2 separate regions of the Mus musculus genome follow, and region 1 is linked to region 2. Evidence: chromatin loops called from intact Hi-C (ENCODE). Cell type or tissue: left cerebral cortex. All regions are shown on one strand. Each heading gives the region's core, and the rest is flanking DNA. Links, peaks and the distances in the headings are about the cores only.

The links. A loop is a pair of places that touch in the nucleus more often than their neighbours do. Peaks named below come from ENCODE experiments on the same cell type or tissue, not always from the same donor. Only the 100,000 strongest peaks of a DNase experiment are listed, where the experiment ranks them.
Region 1: it touches region 2 in a loop (2.7-fold over the local background); 7 of 42 quality-filtered maps call a loop at or near these places.

What each region holds. Positions count from the first base shown.
Region 1 is chr9:40,220,620-40,228,954 of GRCm38, reverse strand. No RefSeq gene overlaps it. Among named protein-coding and RNA genes, the nearest start is that of Zfp202, 32 kb to the right of the region's middle. In left cerebral cortex, for the core only: CTCF peaks have their summits at 681 (motif pointing left), 4,295 and 4,498; DNase peaks (open chromatin) are centred at 672 and 4,378.
Region 2 is chr9:40,265,578-40,273,912 of GRCm38, reverse strand. It overlaps Scn3b (sodium channel, voltage-gated, type III, beta), which reads right to left and starts at 4,697. Exons shown (of 7, transcript NM_001083917.1): 1 at 4,311-4,697; 2 at 3,866-3,945. The coding sequence starts at 3,920. In left cerebral cortex, for the core only: CTCF peaks have their summits at 5,504 and 5,704 (motif pointing left); DNase peaks (open chromatin) are centred at 2,589, 3,897, 4,639 and 5,395; H3K4me3 peaks cover 3,848 bases; H3K27ac peaks cover 2,734 bases.

The DNA of each region.
Region 1 (8,335 bases), core at 12-8,011, 45 kb after region 2:
CAGGCTGCTGCTGAGGCACAACAAAGGATCATGAATTTGAGGCTAGCCTGGGCTACAGATTATGATTCTAATTTTTCACATACTTATATTATTGATGGAGAGTTGACTGTTTTCAGTATTTTGCTAGTATATGTAATTTTCCATGGGTGCATATAATCATTTTATTTCTTCTGACCAGCACTCAGAAGTATCTGTAACATGCTTTTAGCAACAACTATAAAGAACTCTTCAAATGTTGGCTTCAGTTGCCCCTCCCCAGGAGTGGGAGAGAGCCCAGTTGCTCCCCAGACCTACCATCTCTGGGGTTCTGAGCCCTTCTCAGTGGAGTTATTCTGTTGGGGTGCATGGTAGACTCTCACGGACCTGATGGTTTAAAGTTTCCTGCTGATAACGGTGCTCCCGCCTCCCTTGTGCTTTGTACCCATTTGCATGTCCTCATGTGCGACCTGTCTTGTTTGGAGCGTTGCTCCCAGAAGATGTTATATTTTTATGTCATTATTGTACTTTTACATTATCAATATAGCTCTCCAACCTCATAGATAATAAGCTCCTTTATACCCAAGAGCTATGCACTATTCATTAATTTCCTAGTGCATAGCTTATGCTTCCCACTGTACACTTGCTGAATAAAAAGAACAGGTGTTTAGGACTCACTCCATGATGATGAAATGTCGCCACCTTGTGTCCAGAGTGAATGAGCAGGAGGATGCAAAGTCAGTTGGCTTACTTATTCCTTGAGCTCATTTTGTTTTGTTTTGTTTTGTTTTGTTTTGTTTTGTTTTTTGAGACAGGGTTTCTCTGTGTAGTCCTGGCTGTCCTGGAGCTCACTGTGTAGACCAGGCTGGCATCGAACTCAGAAATCCGCCTGCCTCTGCCTCCCAAGTGCTGGGATTAAAGGCGTGCGCCACCACTGCCCAGCCCTTGAGCTCATTCTTAAATTCTCCCTGCCTCTTTCCTTTTCTCTGTCTCTGTCTCTCTCTATTTCTCTCTGTCTCTGTCTCTGTGTGTGTGTGTGTGTATGTGTGTGTTTTGAGACAGGGTCTCACCCTGTAGCCCAGGCTGCCCAAGGATTCACTAGTTAGTTCCTGTCTTGGATTCACAGCAATCCTCCTCCCTTTGTCCTCTGAGTGTTGGAGTAACAGGCAGGAACCCCTATGCCTTGTTTTGAGCTTTCTTTTATACGTGACATAAAAAAAATACATTGCGTATTTCTTCCACATACTTATTTTTTTCTTTAAAATTATATACTTATTTTCATTTTGTTGAAAACACTTGAGGTTTAGGTTTGTGTGACTTTCACTACTTGAGCAGCTGATGACAGTTTAAGATGCTGGGCGGTATATACTCAGGAAAAGCGGTCAATCAGTGGTCATTGTGTTCTAACTGTGTGGCAGGTGCTGAACATACTCTGAGATATATTCAAAAATATTTGACATTCTCAGAGGCTAAAAAAATGGAATATTATAGGAAAAAGGCCTGAAAAAGCCAGTGTTCACCAATTCATTCATCAGTCCGTGATCGAACACACACTGCTGTGCATTTGCCGTGTGCCAGACACTGCAGCATACGGTAAAACCCAAAGGTGTATGCTTTAAACCCTGGCTGCTCCAAGGAAACCTACATTAAAATTAGATTTGTTTGCGCCAAATTCAGGACTTTTTTGTAGTTTTGCCTGACTATAAATCCCTGCAGCCTGAGCTTGCTGTGTGACAGTCTTTCCCTGGGGAGATACAACGTGTGGGCCTACTCATCTCAGAAAGGGAGGGAGTCCACAATGGATTAAAGTAATGATTGTGCCAATGTCCACTTTACTAACAGGAAGATGGGTGGAGGGTTACTCAGAAAACAGCCACTTTACTACAAGGCCCTCCAGACATGAGAACTGTATCCCTGAACAGCTTGACCTACCCAACATCTCTTTCCTTAGTTTGGCTGCTCAGAGTCTCCACCTCCAACGACTGTTGGGAGACCCAGAGTCACCTCTGGTTACAGATAGATGAGGGGGTCCTAGACAAAGGTGGGAGGGGGTGCCAGACTTCACTGATCATCTCAGTTCTTTCTCCCTCCTAAGTCACTCATCAGCCCACCATTAGGATGAAAGGCAACAGTGGATTGATGAGGTCTAGAGACATCATGCGTGCCTTCCTCCATGGATGACTTCTCTGTCCAGGTTATAAGATATAAGGGTGTGGCCTTGATGTCAGTGGTCACAGTTAGGGACAGTTCCCTTCTGACAGAGAACAATGGGAGGTGCCTTAGATCTGTTATGACTGGGGTACTGGTAGTCATACCCGAATCCCTTTTATCTGTCAGGATTAGATGTATTCTGAAAGTTTTCTACACCAAAGTAGTAAGAACTTGGCCTTGGATTTGGGTGGGGGTGAAAGCAGAATGTGGTGGTAAGCTAGATTTGTTGTCGGTGTTGGGGCCAATGTCTCAATTGTTTTACTTTCTCCTTTGTACCCTTCTCTCTCAAAGATTTGCTTTTTAAATGTGCACGTGCTGTTAGGGGCTGAGACTCAGACTCCCCAGACTCAAATAATATGCAAAGCAAAGACGTTTACTCTTTAGAAACAACCAGCCTGCAGGGGTCAACCATTCACCACAATGTCAGTGACCAGAGGAGTTGGCAGGGCTAGGGGAATTTTCTAGAAGGGTTAGATAACCTCTAACACCATTGGCTAGAAGCGCAGCATTGTAATTAGTAACATTTTGATTGGTTGCTATGTTAGTTTTATTATTTTTGGTGAGGCTTTGAATAATTTCAAGAACCGACTCGGTTCTAACCTCATTATCCTCTTCGGCTAGGTGTTGCAGGAACTGACTCACTTCTGGACTTATCCTTCCTTTCCCAGTGTCATTGATTAATGGCCCAATGTTCATAGTTCCCCTGAGGAATCTTGTTCATTTTCCTGGGAAACTGAAGATTTTCAAAGCCAGGGTATTTGGACCTCTCAGTGCGTGTGTGCATGTGTATAAATTTATGTGTATCATGGTCATGCGCTAGTACCGGTGGAGCTGCAGACAGCGTCCGATTCCCTGCAGCTGGAGTTGCGAGTGAGCCACCTGATATGTCTACTGGGAACCAAACAGACACAGGATCCCTGGAAGAGCATCAAGCATCCTTAACCATGGATCCGTCTTTCCAGTCCATTTGCATTTCTCTCTCTCTCTTGAGAAGCTCATGTGATGACTGGTCACAGGAAATAGTTCCTTGTCCTCTCCCAAATGTTCCATTAAACTGGCGAGTAAGAGGCGTTTTCTTTCTATCTTGCATTATACTATATTACAAAGAGTGCCTGTAGCCATCGATTGATAATCACATAGACTCCTGGAGATTTTTTTTTTTTAGACATGAAATTACTATTTGATGAACACGGAAGCTTTTCTAACATGAACCAAAATTGGGCTGGCTACTGGAAAAATGAATGACAGTGAGTTGCTTTCTTTATTTGAGAAAAGGAACACGATTATGATGTGCTCAGGGCTGTGATGGATGAGTGTGGAGGGGACATGGAAGGTTGCTTCTTGGGCGAAGTGGAGAATGAATTGAGAATAGGGAGGAACTGGCAAGCAAGTATGGGTAAGAGCCAAGGGGTGGACCAAGATGTTTCCTGAGGAAAGAGTCTACAAGCAAGGGCAAAGTATCTGTGTCTCGTCCCCTACGTGCTGCAGGGCCGCTGGACACTTGTACCCTGAGAAATAATAGGACAAACTCAATATTTAACAATCCCACTGTCAACTACATTATGAGAAGTAACAGGGCAGACTTCAATATTTAAGGATTACATAATGGGTGAGTTAGAATGTGGTACCTCTGAATGCAGATGTGCCTGTTAGGATGCCACGTGATGGCAGTGAGCAGGGAGACTTGACATGGGTATAGATGTGGGTCCTTACAAATAATTCAAAATTAGTGCCGTGGACAGATATTCAGAGAAAGGGAAAGGGAGACATTATCACAAATCACAGCCGAGCTTTAGAAGATGGTGGCCAGCTATTCTTAGGAAGAATAGACAGGGAGAGGGGAAGGCAAGAAAGGGAGGGGAAGGAAGGGAAGAGAAGGAGGGAAGGGGCGCTCAGAGAGGATTCAACCCCTCTAATTTCTTGCTGCTTCTAAGGAGGACTGAAGGTGTTCCCTGTCGGGTGTGATGTTGTGCTCTCTGCTAAAGTCCCGCAGCACCCTGCCTTGATGTATTGATTTAGAATTTTTTCAGGTCATAGTGCCACAAGGAAAAGTGTTACCGAACAGCTTAGTTGCATAGTCCGGCTTAGGTCCGGAGATCTACTTGGTCATAAGTAGCAAGGCTTTGTATGTGTGCCTCTTGAAACTCAGGGATGATAGTAGGATGCTTTCAGGTTGGTTTTAGGATCTCAGCCATTTCCCTAATCCTAAAGCAGGATTTTGCTGACCTGGAGTCCCTGAATGCTGAGTGAATCTCCCGTGTTGGGAGCAGCCTTCTAGTGGTACTATTTCAAATTGCAAGTAGGTCTGAAAGGAAGCAGGTGAGCATTTCCTTGATGAAATTGCCTTCATTTTCTTTGAGAAGACATGCTCATGCTCAGAATTTAGCCCTTGGTCAGAGTTCATTAAAAACTGTTCACCTTTTCGTGTGTTACCAATATCCACATTGAATCTATTTGAGAGTAGATTAACTTATACACTGTCATTCACACTTGCTGATGAAAGGAAAATTTGAATGTAACGCAAAGGACCTTTGTTTCTTACTGTATCTCTCTTTTGTCATCAGAGTGTCTCCAGGAAAAGCTGACATGCCCTTTTCTGAATAATACAGCCCTGAATCTGTATTAGCGTTGCTCGTATGTCTATAATGATTTCAGGGCTTGCCATTTGGCATTGGGTAGCTAGTTGCGGGAGGGAGTCATCTCTGAGAGAAGACTAAGTCTCCCTCTCTCAGCAGTCCTTAGTTTCCGGTAGTTTTTTGTCTAGAAGTGGGACCTCATCAGAATTCCTCCTTCTACATTAGCATGTTTATTAATATTGCCCTTGTTCAGGTCTTGTCCAGGCAGCCATATTGTCATGTTGTCATGGGTATAGCTTCCCTGTCATTTCTAGGAGACACAATCCCACAGCAAGTTTCCTAGACATCTGGCACAATCTTTCTGTCCCCACTGCTGTGATGTTCAGAACCTCAGCTTCCTTCCTGAAGTTATTTTGGGTTGTGCATGCCCATGGTGCTTACTCCTCCTTTTATTTTGGTGTCTTTTTTCTCTATTGTTGGCTTCCCCATCCTGATCGTGGGTTGGACTAATATGCTTGTTTGTACCTTGATCATTTCACTAGGGAACTTTTATAGTATTCATCTATTTTTGTTGCTGGTTTTTTTTCTTTTGTTGTTGTTGTTTTGTTTTTGCTTATTTCAGGTGTTTTTGAAACCCAGTAATTGAAAGTTTTTGATATTTTGCAGGACACTGTCAGCCAGTTTTTCTTTTTCACTGTTCATATTTCTGTGTTACAGTCTGTTGGCTTGTACGTCTCTTCTGGTTCTATTTGGCTATCTTCTTACTGATGATGCTCTTTCGGAGGGCTCAGCCCTCTGTATCTCCAAGACAGAGGAAAAAATTAGCAACAGAAGCATTATATTATTTACCTTTAAAGAATTAAACTTAAATTTGATTAAAGCCCATTAAACTAACATAAAAAATTATAAAATAGAAACACTAGAATGAATAAAGAATGTTCTATGAAATAAAAAACATCAGGGTAAATGCAAAAACAGTAAGCAGGTGTGACAAGCAAAGGAGACAGAGAAAGGGGAGCGTTATGGAGAAGTGGGTTACAGAAGTGGAGGGAGTGTTAGCAAGGAGAGAAAAAGAGCAAGAACCCAGAAAAATATTTCTCATTAGTTAAAAAGATCAAAACAAAATAAATTAAGCCGGGTGTGCTGGCGCACACCTTTAATCCCAACACTCTGGAGGCAGAGGCAGGCGGATTTCTGAGTTCGAGGCCAGCCTGGTCTACAAAGTGAGTTCCAGGACAGCCAGGGCTGGCTATACAGAGAAACCCTGTCTCGAAAAACCAAAATAAATAAATAAATAAATAAATAAATAAATAAATAAATGTAAAAAAGCACAAAAGATAATAATAATGTCTAAGAACCACCAAAAGTACAATAGAGAAGAAAAATGTTGGGGAATGTAAGAGGGAAGGAGAAGGGATGAAAAAATGGAAACCGGGCTCAGGAGAAGATGGCTTGTTGACGTGCTTATATTACTGTGCAAACATGAGGAGTTCAGACCCAGACCCACATAAAAAGCCAGGGCAGCAATGTGTGCCTGTATGGTTGTCCTCGGAAAGGACTTTCTTGCCAATGAAAGTACAACTTGATTTCAGGTCCTTCAAGTCAGAGTGGCTCACATTAAGAGAATAGACAAGAGATGAGGGTGAAGATGTGTGTAAAGGGGAACCCTTTACACTAATGGGTGACTGGTGTTCCTCCTTGTTTGAAACTCTCCTGTTTGTTTAGAATTCTTTCAAGTGTTGCCTGCAATGCTCATTTAGCTCTCATAAATTGTTTACTTTATGCTAATCTTCCAAATGTTACTTCCTCATTGACTTTAAATGATGAGCTTGCTGAACGCACTGATTTTGGCTGACAGCTTTCTACTCCCAAGGCTTCACGTACACACTCCCTGATTTGCTGGCTGCTAGTTTTGGCCAGGTAATCTGGAATGATTCTGACGCTTTACCCTTTGCACACAAGTTGGCCTTTTCCTCTTACAGCTTTTCATGTTGCTTCTTTGTCCTACAGTCTTGGCACTTTAGCCATAATGTAATCTGGTGAGCTTCTTTCAAGAGTATGTCAATTTGGAGTTCTAAACGTCTTCTGTTTTTAGATGTTTCCATCAATTCTTCCAAGCTATAAACTCTATAATCAGAAAACACAGAATAGCATATATGGAAACAAATAGTGTACCTATTATTTTAGTGAGCAATTTAAATGCATTCACTCCCAGTTTTTGATAGATCAAAATGAAAAATAAAGAAGGTACATTACATATTTAACTAACAAAATGTAATAACTTATGGCAATAAAGATCCGTCTCTGAGTTTTATAGTATGTACTGCTCCCATGCAGGCATGGAATATTTAAGATTAGCCAGGCTCAAACCTAAGAGTCCAGCTACTCATGAGGTAGGAGCAGTAGGATTTCTGTGAGTTTGTGGTCTGCCTTGGCTACATAATGAATTTCAGACCAGCATTAACTACTGAGTGACAGAGAAAAAGAAATCATTTAAAATTATGGCTAAACTATGGGACAATAAAGTCTTGAAGTATCAAAGGATGAATGTAATATGGCTTTCTTTCTCTAACATTTTATGTGAAGATAAAAACCAAAACCAAAACAACCATTGTCATATGTTTGGAGATTTTTGAATTCACTTATAAACAATCATTGCATCAAAAAGAAATACTAATAAAACTTTGCAAACACTACTGCAGCAAAATGTAAATACCACTTATGAGAATTAGTAGTCCACTCTGAAGACAGTGCTGAGGGGCATTAGAGAGTAGAAAAAAAGCTTCAAAATTTAATGAGCCAAAATGTTGACTCAATAAATTTTAAAAAAGCAATAAACTAAATATAGAAAGTAATGACAAAAAAGAAAGCATGTTAATAAACCAAAGTAGTTGGTTCTTTGAAAGGATTACTAAACTATGTCAATACTGATCACACCATGAAACTCAATGAGCATTGAGCCTTAGAACAGGTAAATATTTTGACAATTACATCAGGGTTGGTTGTATGAAGCAAAAAATCATGCCTTATGAAAATACATGGCAGCAGTTACACTTGGGATGGAGAAAACGGATGGAGTTGAAATGCTTGCAGCTTAGGCATTACTGAAGAAGTGGTGACGGTTTGGAGACTAGGAATCAGAGGTATATACTGGGATGTCAAGGGTAACCACTAAAATGGTGTCTTAAAAATACAGTTGACAAGTCAATAAAGGGGAAATAACGAAGTAGTAAAATTATTAATGCATGCATGACCAGCACATGTTGATCTCTGGGGCCACCTCCCTAACACATGTTGCCTGCTTCCAGCAGGAAGAGGGACTGGCCCCAGCCCCACATATCCTCAATGTAAGAATCTTCTAGTCTGTTAAGGATGGCTGAATGTTGGTTTGGACGTAAAAGCAACAAGTGTGGCAGGAAGTGGCCTGGTTCCTTAATTTCTTTGTCACTATTTGAATGTTTTGCTTTGTTTTACCCCTGTGTAGTGTATTTTCAGTATTGTTTAATTCCTTTGCATTATTCTTATCTTTAACTTTACATATCTTCTCTAGTGTAGAATCACATTTGAGCTCT
Region 2 (8,335 bases), core at 81-8,080:
AACAGAGAGATGAGAGAGGTAGGGAGGTCAGGGCCCCAACATGGCAAATCTTATAGGTCACAGTCAGAGCTTTGCCTTTTGAGCAGCACTCTCTAGGGAACATTGCAGGGTTCCCTGTTGAATGGCCTGACTTCTGCTATGCTGCATGGTCAAGGGGAAAATAAATTGGCAGGTGAAGCAACTTCAAAGGTGAAGGCAGAGAGAATGATTAGGAGGCTGGGACAGGGCCTGCAAGATAGCTCAGCAGATAAAGCCACTCATAGTCAGGCTGAACAGCCTGAATTCAACCCCCAGGGCCCACATGTTAGAAAGAACCGCCTCGCTCAAGTTATCTTCTGACCTCTATGTGTGCACAGGTTCATGTCTGTTCCCTTCTCCTCCAAGAGAAATAAATGATTTTTTTTTTTCAGGCAGCTGAAGAGGTGGCTTAGAGGTTGAAAGTAATTGCCTTTCTTGCAAAAGACCCTAATTTGGTTCCTAGCACCTATGTCAGGTACCTTATTTCCCATCTGTAACTTCAGCTCCAGGGGTGGCCTCTAGGTGACCCCTAAATATGTACACATACTTACATGCACACACGCACGCACCACATACATATATATGAAATAATTTTTTAAAAAATATAAAGCAGTTCAGTGGTGTGATTGGGAGGTTCTTTTTGACTAGTGGATAGCGGAGCTGGCTTAGCAATGTTAAAGAGGTTTGGGGCCTGTATTATCATGAATACATAGACCAGATTGCAGAGGAGGTGCACCACCACTTATTTGTAGCGAAGGGGAGAAAGCACACTGCACAGTCAGGGTGGTAGATGTCATGTGGCAGTGGATGGAATGGGGCTGCTCTCTTCAGCATGCCATTGGATCGTGTACCCACTGTGAACCTTCTCCTGGCTAACGTCCAGTGTTCAGGCAGGAGACTTCTGCTCCGGAAGCCCTGCGCAGCACATTGCAAAATGGCCACAAAGTTCCCCCACCTCCTTTGCTTGCACTCTACCCTAGGACCTCCTTGCTCCTCCTATCAACAGTGAAGTCAGTCTCTCCACCGTCTCACTGCCTTTCTGTCTGTGACACCATCTCGGTACCCACCCAAGGCGGTACCTGTGGAAGGGGTTAAGCCACATCACTGGCTATAAATCGTAATCTCTTGGAATGTTGTAGCCTGCATCGTTGACCTTGGAATGCACCATCATTTCTATAGCGATGATGAAGACCATCGTGAGGGCAAAGGTGGTGCCTCAAGGATTACAGACTAACACTTAGAACCAACTTCCCTGCTCCTTTCAGACTTTTCTTTTCTTTGCCCTTCCTGAGTTCTCCCTAGAACGGTTCCTCTACAGTAAGATAATGAAGGCTTTAATTAGAATGTAAATAATGCACAAGGCATGGTTATGAATAAAGATATTTTTAGATGTTAACATCCTGAAACAGTTTAGCCTATCAGATTAGCAGGGCCTTGGAGGAATGGAGTCCAGGAAGGGCTTGCCAGGGGAAGAAGAAAACTCCCCCTAATAATACAATGGACCCCTGTAGAGCAAAACTAGAGAAGGCACAGGGAGCTAAAAGTTGGATGAACTCCTAGGAAAGGGGGGGGCGGGTGGTGGAATGAGAGGGAGGCTCAGAGGGAAAATTCCAGGACTAATGTCCACTTGGCAATTGTACACAATATCACATGTGTCTACGAGGGATGCTGGAAGACCAAGACAGGAAAGATAACTGCTCTCTATCAACCCTCTGCCCTTTATGAACTCACCTTCTCCTGCCTAAAATGGAAATCAGTCATGTCACTCTGCCCTGTCACAGTGACCAAAAGAAGTAATGGATATTAGAATTATATGCAAACAAAATAAAATTGTACTTTTTAGTGAGGCTACTTCCCTTACACAAACAGCCAGGCATTCTGAAACCCTTTTGGTGAGCCAATGTTTGGGTTACAAAACCTTGGGATGAGCAGGGGTAGAAGTGACTTGTACAGTTAGTCGGCCCAAAGATTTTGGGGGAAGTTTGGGCCCTCTGCATATTCTAATAATATTCTGTAGGTGTTCTCTTATGGTTGGGTTGTCAGCTGAAAGGCATGTTTGATGTAATCTGTGACAACTTTCAAGCTTCATATTTATCAGACATTCTGAGGATGTTACCTAACAAAAATAAAGTGGTAGAGCAGAGATAGAACTGAGACACAGGGCTTTGTGAGTCCTGGGCAAGAGGGCCAAGACTGCCCTCCCCACCCTCTGGAATTCAGAGTTTGGAAAGATGACGGCAGACCCTTCTCTACAACGTGAGCCTCAGCCACACCTTCTCCTATCCTGCCACACTAACCTTCCTTAAGCCCAACCGGCCTAGCTTTTCCCTGGAGCAAATATCAACCTTGATCTTCAAGACAAATGAGCTCCTTGGCAGCCCCTATGTCAGCTTCATCTCCAAGTCTCCTGTAGGCTACAGGGAATGGGTTGTGGTGAGTCTGCCCTTGGGGTTGGCATCATTCTCTTCCTTTTCTTTCCTGTTCTTGTTTCACTAGGCATTTTGTTCAACAGGAAACTTGGTTCCTTCCTCTTCTGGTCACGTGCAAAATCTAAATAATACATTCAGCTACAGTTAGTATCCAAGGCTTGACAAAGTGATATTCAGGCAAGGAGGCATGCCTGCCACTGCACAGGCAGAGTGCGAGCCAAGCCCATCACAGGAACATAATCCCACGAGCCTACTTTATGTAAGGGAGGTGGGTACAATCCATTATGGTTTTGTTGATTTGAATTTAGAGGAAGGTAAGCTAAACCCATACAAACTGACTTATCAACTGAAGAGCACCTATACTTGAACCAAGGGCAGAGTCAAAGACATGAAAGCAAAACTGTTAGAAGCACACACACACACACACACACACACACACACACACACACACACACACTGTTAAGTCTCACTAGTCCATTCAGATACTCATACTGACATGCTCAGATGCATGCCTGGGCACACACTTATAAACAGAGACATACATTAACATACTGTAAAACACTGTGTGTGTCACACACTCACATATTAGCACTTAGATGTTCAATTCCCTTAGCACACATTCAGGTATCCAATTGTGAGCTATGCTTGAAGCTGTTTAGCCCAGCATTATTGTCACAAGTCCCTTATTTGGAGGGGCAATGTCATCTGAGTCTCTTACAACTGACAACCAAGAAAAAAACAAAAAACAAAAAAAACAAAGATCCAGAAACAAACCCAAGAACAACAAAACCAGCTTACCAAATATCAAAGCCCTTCAGTTCCTGCAAACTAAATGCATTTCTCATCTGTCTATCAGTGCACAGCAGCAAATGGCTGGAACTGCTATCCCATCCATTCTTAGTTAAAATTTAACAGATGGACAAGCTATAGTTTCTCTCTCTCAAAATTCATGCATCCAGGTTTTGTGCTTTTTTTTAAACCATAGAGAGAAATGAGTGTGCCCCCCCCCCCCACACACACATACACCAAATCATTGAGATTTTCAGGACTGACTGACTCTTCACTGAGCGATGCAAATGTAAAAAATGCAAGCAAGATTTTGAAATAATAAACGGATACATTCCTTTTCAGCAAAGGGGGAAGGGAGGAGAAAAAATAAAAATTAGGAAAGACGGGAATCAGAGAAGCATTAAAGATGGTTAGGAGGGAAAAAAAAATCAAGGCACAGGGAGCAGGGAGGTGCCTTTGCAAACCTCCAAACCCAGGTCTCTGGGAGCGCGTGTGGATCTCCATGTCTGGCAAAAATGCACAGAGAGAAACCAGAGCTCCTTTTTGTCACCATCGACATCACTTAAGTGTTGTTATTGTTAGCACGATGCGTGGTATTAGCACATTGCAAGGCAGGGTGCTGTACTTACCCCAGTAGATGAGCACTAGAGAAGCTAGGGGAAGCAATCTGTTGAAGGCAGGCATCTTTTCTCGTAAGTGGTTTCTGGAACTGAACAGAGAGGATCTCTGTCAAGGACTGAGCCCTCTGATTCTTTCGAGGAAACCTTCAGGGATTAACTGCCCCTAAGGGAGCGGACCTTCTGAGTGGGAGGAGGAAGAAAAAGGTCAAGTCCCCTTCCTAGGGGGTCTGCGGGATCTGGAGCCCAGTGTAGGTGTCAGCTGAAGCCACCTCGCTAAAGCGAGCCTCGGGGCTTGGCTCAGCACCACGGACAGTAGCCTTCCCGCCCACCCCACTCTTGGAATTCCAACCCTCTCCTCTGCTTGCGTTTGCAACCAAAGCAAAGTGGACTGGGAAGGGAGTCTCGCAGCCGGCGCGGGGATGCTGGCCTGTGGAAGGAGTCAGTGTTGATTCACCTCTCGCCTCCCCTAGGGACAGCGACTTCGATCCACCGAGACTCAGAATCTCGGGCTTCTACGGCGGGGCAGGCTTCTCCAGCTGGGCGTGTCCCCACTCCAGCCGTCGTCTGGGCTACAGAATGTGTTCCACTTCAGTCTTGTACACAGCAGCCCCGGGCTCCCATGAGGTCCACCAGGCGTGGAAAGAGGCGGGAGCTTCGGTGGGACTGGCGATCTCAGAGGTGGAGGCTGGGTAGAGGGGGGGACCCCCTTCCGCGGGGCGCGTCTCTGGATCCTGCGAAGCCCCGATGCTGGGCGATTGGGTGATCAAGCCGCCCCTCTCCAGGGCCACCCCCTAGCTGAATGTGTTGCTAGCCTTGACATGCGCAGGCAGCTCTCTGCCGCTTTGGTCGCTATGGACCCTCCCCCTTGGACACATATTCCCCACCCCTAAACCCACGTGCCCCTCCCAGGGCTGGCGCGTTGAGAAGAGGGGGAGGAGCGCAAACACCCTCCGACCGCGGTGGCTTCTTGTCTGGCTAGCTGGCTGTCACCTCGGTTTTCTACTGTCTGGGTTTCTCTCTGAGTTATGGACACACACATAGCTTCCACCTATTTACCCACCCCCTCCAGGCAACCCCACTCCTGCTGCCTCCCAAATACACTTGCCCACAGCTCTGGGGAATGGAGGGACACATCTCTTTGAAGCAATGATGTCATCTATAATAGTTACAGTACCAGCTAGCTCCTGGCTGGCTTCTCTTCGCCCTCTACTTTATCCCCCCCCCCCTTCTTGCCTCCCCAGCCTTTGAATTGCCTTGATTAATGGGTTCCCACACAAGGGACACAGCAAGGCAATTTCTGCTTGTAGCAAATAGGGTAGGGTGTGGCACACCTGTCCCTACCTCAGTGCTCAGTCTAGTTCCAAATGCGAGCTTCGGATAAGCTTTAGGGTAGGGATAAGGAAGGATGATTTCTCGTTTCCCAAGTTATCTGAGGTGCCCCACCTTCCCCAACCATTTGTAGGCAGATAGACGATGTGATGTTGAGACGGTTTCCAACTCTTAGACGCTCCGAGTCCTAGCAGCTGCTGAGCATCCCCGCCCTATTTCTGGAAGGGAAACCTGAACCTTTACACTCAGTTATAAACTCGAATTGACTTAACGGATTAGGCATGCCTGGAATCGAAGGGAAGGCTTAATGGTGAAAGACTGGTACAAAAGTCTGGCTCCTGCCCAGGCCCTTTTCTCCTGTTCTCTAGCCAAAAAGGGGTGGGGGTCGGGGGGGGGGGCATAACAGTGATATTCCTAAAGGGAATGCGGAGTAACAGCTGACGGTAAATGAACTATACACAGGAAATGCTCCCTGCTAAATGTCACATACACAGTCACAGAAGGTCCTCAGTCAGGTTTCTTCCCGGGCCGAGAGCCACGGGGTCGTAAAACGCCATCTTGTGTTGAGGATCAGCCTTTGAGGTTCTCAAAATCTGCAACATCTTTCACAACTCAGGAATCAGTGAGGCGCTTTCCTGACGAGTGTGCTGGAACTCTCTTGTGTGACAGCTGGCTCTTCACAGCTTAACCGCCCCCCGCCCCCCCCTTCTGACGCGTAAGGAAGTTCTTTGTACTCATTTGACTTCTATACCCATTCCTCCCCAAGCTGCATTAATCGTTCTTGATACATTTTCCTCAATAAAGAAGTCATTTCCTCCATGACCCATCGCAAGAACTTTTTGTTTGGAACTAAACTTCTCCAGTGTACAATAGTTTCTAGCCAACCCCAATCTCTGACTACCCTGGCTACTTTTTTCACTCATCAACATGATTCTCTGACATTATGAATAGGAGCTAGTCCTTTTTGTGTGGTCTGAGCAGAACAAATCTGATGGAATCAGAAGAAAATTGCTCAAGAGGAAAAATATATTCAAACACCGCATGTCCTTCACAATGGGCTTGCGTTCGGTTAAAATCGGAAGTTTGTTTGTTTGTTTGTTCAGTTTACCTGACTTGCTGCAGTCATTTTGTATGTGTGCATAGAATCTGGAAAGCTGTATCATGAAACTTTGAGCTTACTGTTGGGTATGATTCGTTCCAGGCAGCACACTCTGTCAATAGTTCTGTTCAATTTCAATTCAGTCATGAAATATAACTTTCTGCTTAAATTTGGCATAAAAAAAATCACTTAATCTATACACAGTTTTTAGCAAGCAAACAGATAAAAGCAAAACACAGAGCAGGACTACTGTCATGCTCTCGAGGCCTCACTCAAGCTTAAATGGATTTTTTTTCAGAAGTCATAGAGGCCAAACATGTTTTCCTACTAACGCATATACAGCATGATACATTAAAAAATTACAATCAAAGGCAGGTGAGAGTAATTAGATTTATATCACAGAACCAATACATCACGATTAAAGTATGATTATAATTTGTTTTGTGTATTTATGTGTGTGTGTGTTTGTCTGTGTGTCTGTGTGTCTGTGTGTGTGTGGGCAGAGGAGTGTGTTCCAGAATGTGTATGGAGGTCAGAAGACAATGTGTGTAGTTGACCATGTCAGTCCTGTATATAGAACTCAAGTCATTAAGCTTGGTGCAAGAACCCTTGCTCCAAAACCCATCACCTCACCAGCCCCGTTCTGAGGATTTATTAGCAGAATTTGAAATGTTCCCTTGGTAAGTTCTGAGGTTTTGGAAAGTGTATCTGCTTCAAGTTCTCACAAACCATTTCACCAGCTCCTTATATGTGCAGAGGATGGCCTTGTCGGGCATCAATGGGAGAAGAGGCCCTTCGTCCTTTGAAGGCTTGATGCCCCAGTGTAGGGTAATTCAAGGGCAGGGAAGTGAGAGTGGGTGTGTGGGTGGGAGCACACTGTCATAGAAGCAGGGGGAGGGGGGATGGGATAGGGGGTTTTGGGAGGGGGGAACTGGGAAAGAGGATAAGATTTGAAATGTAAATAAAGAAAACAGCCAATAAAAAAGAAAAACAAAAACAAAAAGAAAACCCAGAGCACTTGTTCTCGCTGTTCTGTTGTTCCCTCTGGCAGGAGCTTTCTGCCATACTTATAAGTACGTTAAGTTTCTTGAAGTCCATCTGGTCTGTGCCGGGATGTGTTTTTAAATTTGAATTTTATTTTATGTATATGGGTGTTTTGCTCGTGTGTACATATGTGCACGGTGTACATGCAGTGCCTGCGGAAGCCAGAAGTGGAGATCAGATCCCTTGGAACTAGAGTTATAGATTATTGTGAACCACAAAATGTGGGTGCTAGGAACTGAGCCTGGGGTCCTCTGGATAAATAACAAGTTCTCTTAACTGCTGAGCCATCTCTCTAGCCCTTGTTCCGTAAGCTTTTAAAGCACTTAACATGGTAAGTTATCCCTTCGTCTTTGTGATGGGTGCTGCTCTGTCTTGCTGATGTTAGCTTGACATTTCTCTGTCGTAAACATTCTGCTCTTGCTGATATGTAAGGCTATGGGTGATGATTGATCTTGACTGCCAGCCTGCTTGCATTGAGCACATAGGAGGTTACTAAGGGCCACTCTGGTTGTGTCTGTGAGGGCCTTCCCCAGGAAGGAGAAATCTACCCAGAATATGGAAGACACCATTACAAGGGGCTGGGGCTGGATGGACTGAAAGAAAAGGGAGAAAGCATAGTAGTGTTGATAATCTGTCTTTCTGCTTCCGACCAAAGCAGGCAGACAGGTGAGTTCTACACCACTTCATCTTCCTATCATGATATTGTGACACCTCTACAAAGCAAACCTTTTTTCTCCCTTAAGTTGCTCATGTCAGGCATTTTGTCATAGTAACTAAAACTGGACCAAGATGCCATATGATCAGCTTTCTAAGCAACTGACATAGAGGTCTAAATTTCACAAAGTGATATATAATTGTGTTTTGGTGTCCACAGGTGCTTGGTAGAGACTCAAATTTGCAGATGTGCAAAGCCATCCTATAAAGTGGAACTGAGTTTGTATATAACCTTTACATGTCCTCCCTTATGCTTTAAATTATCTCTAGGTTACTTACAGTAACTAATGCAA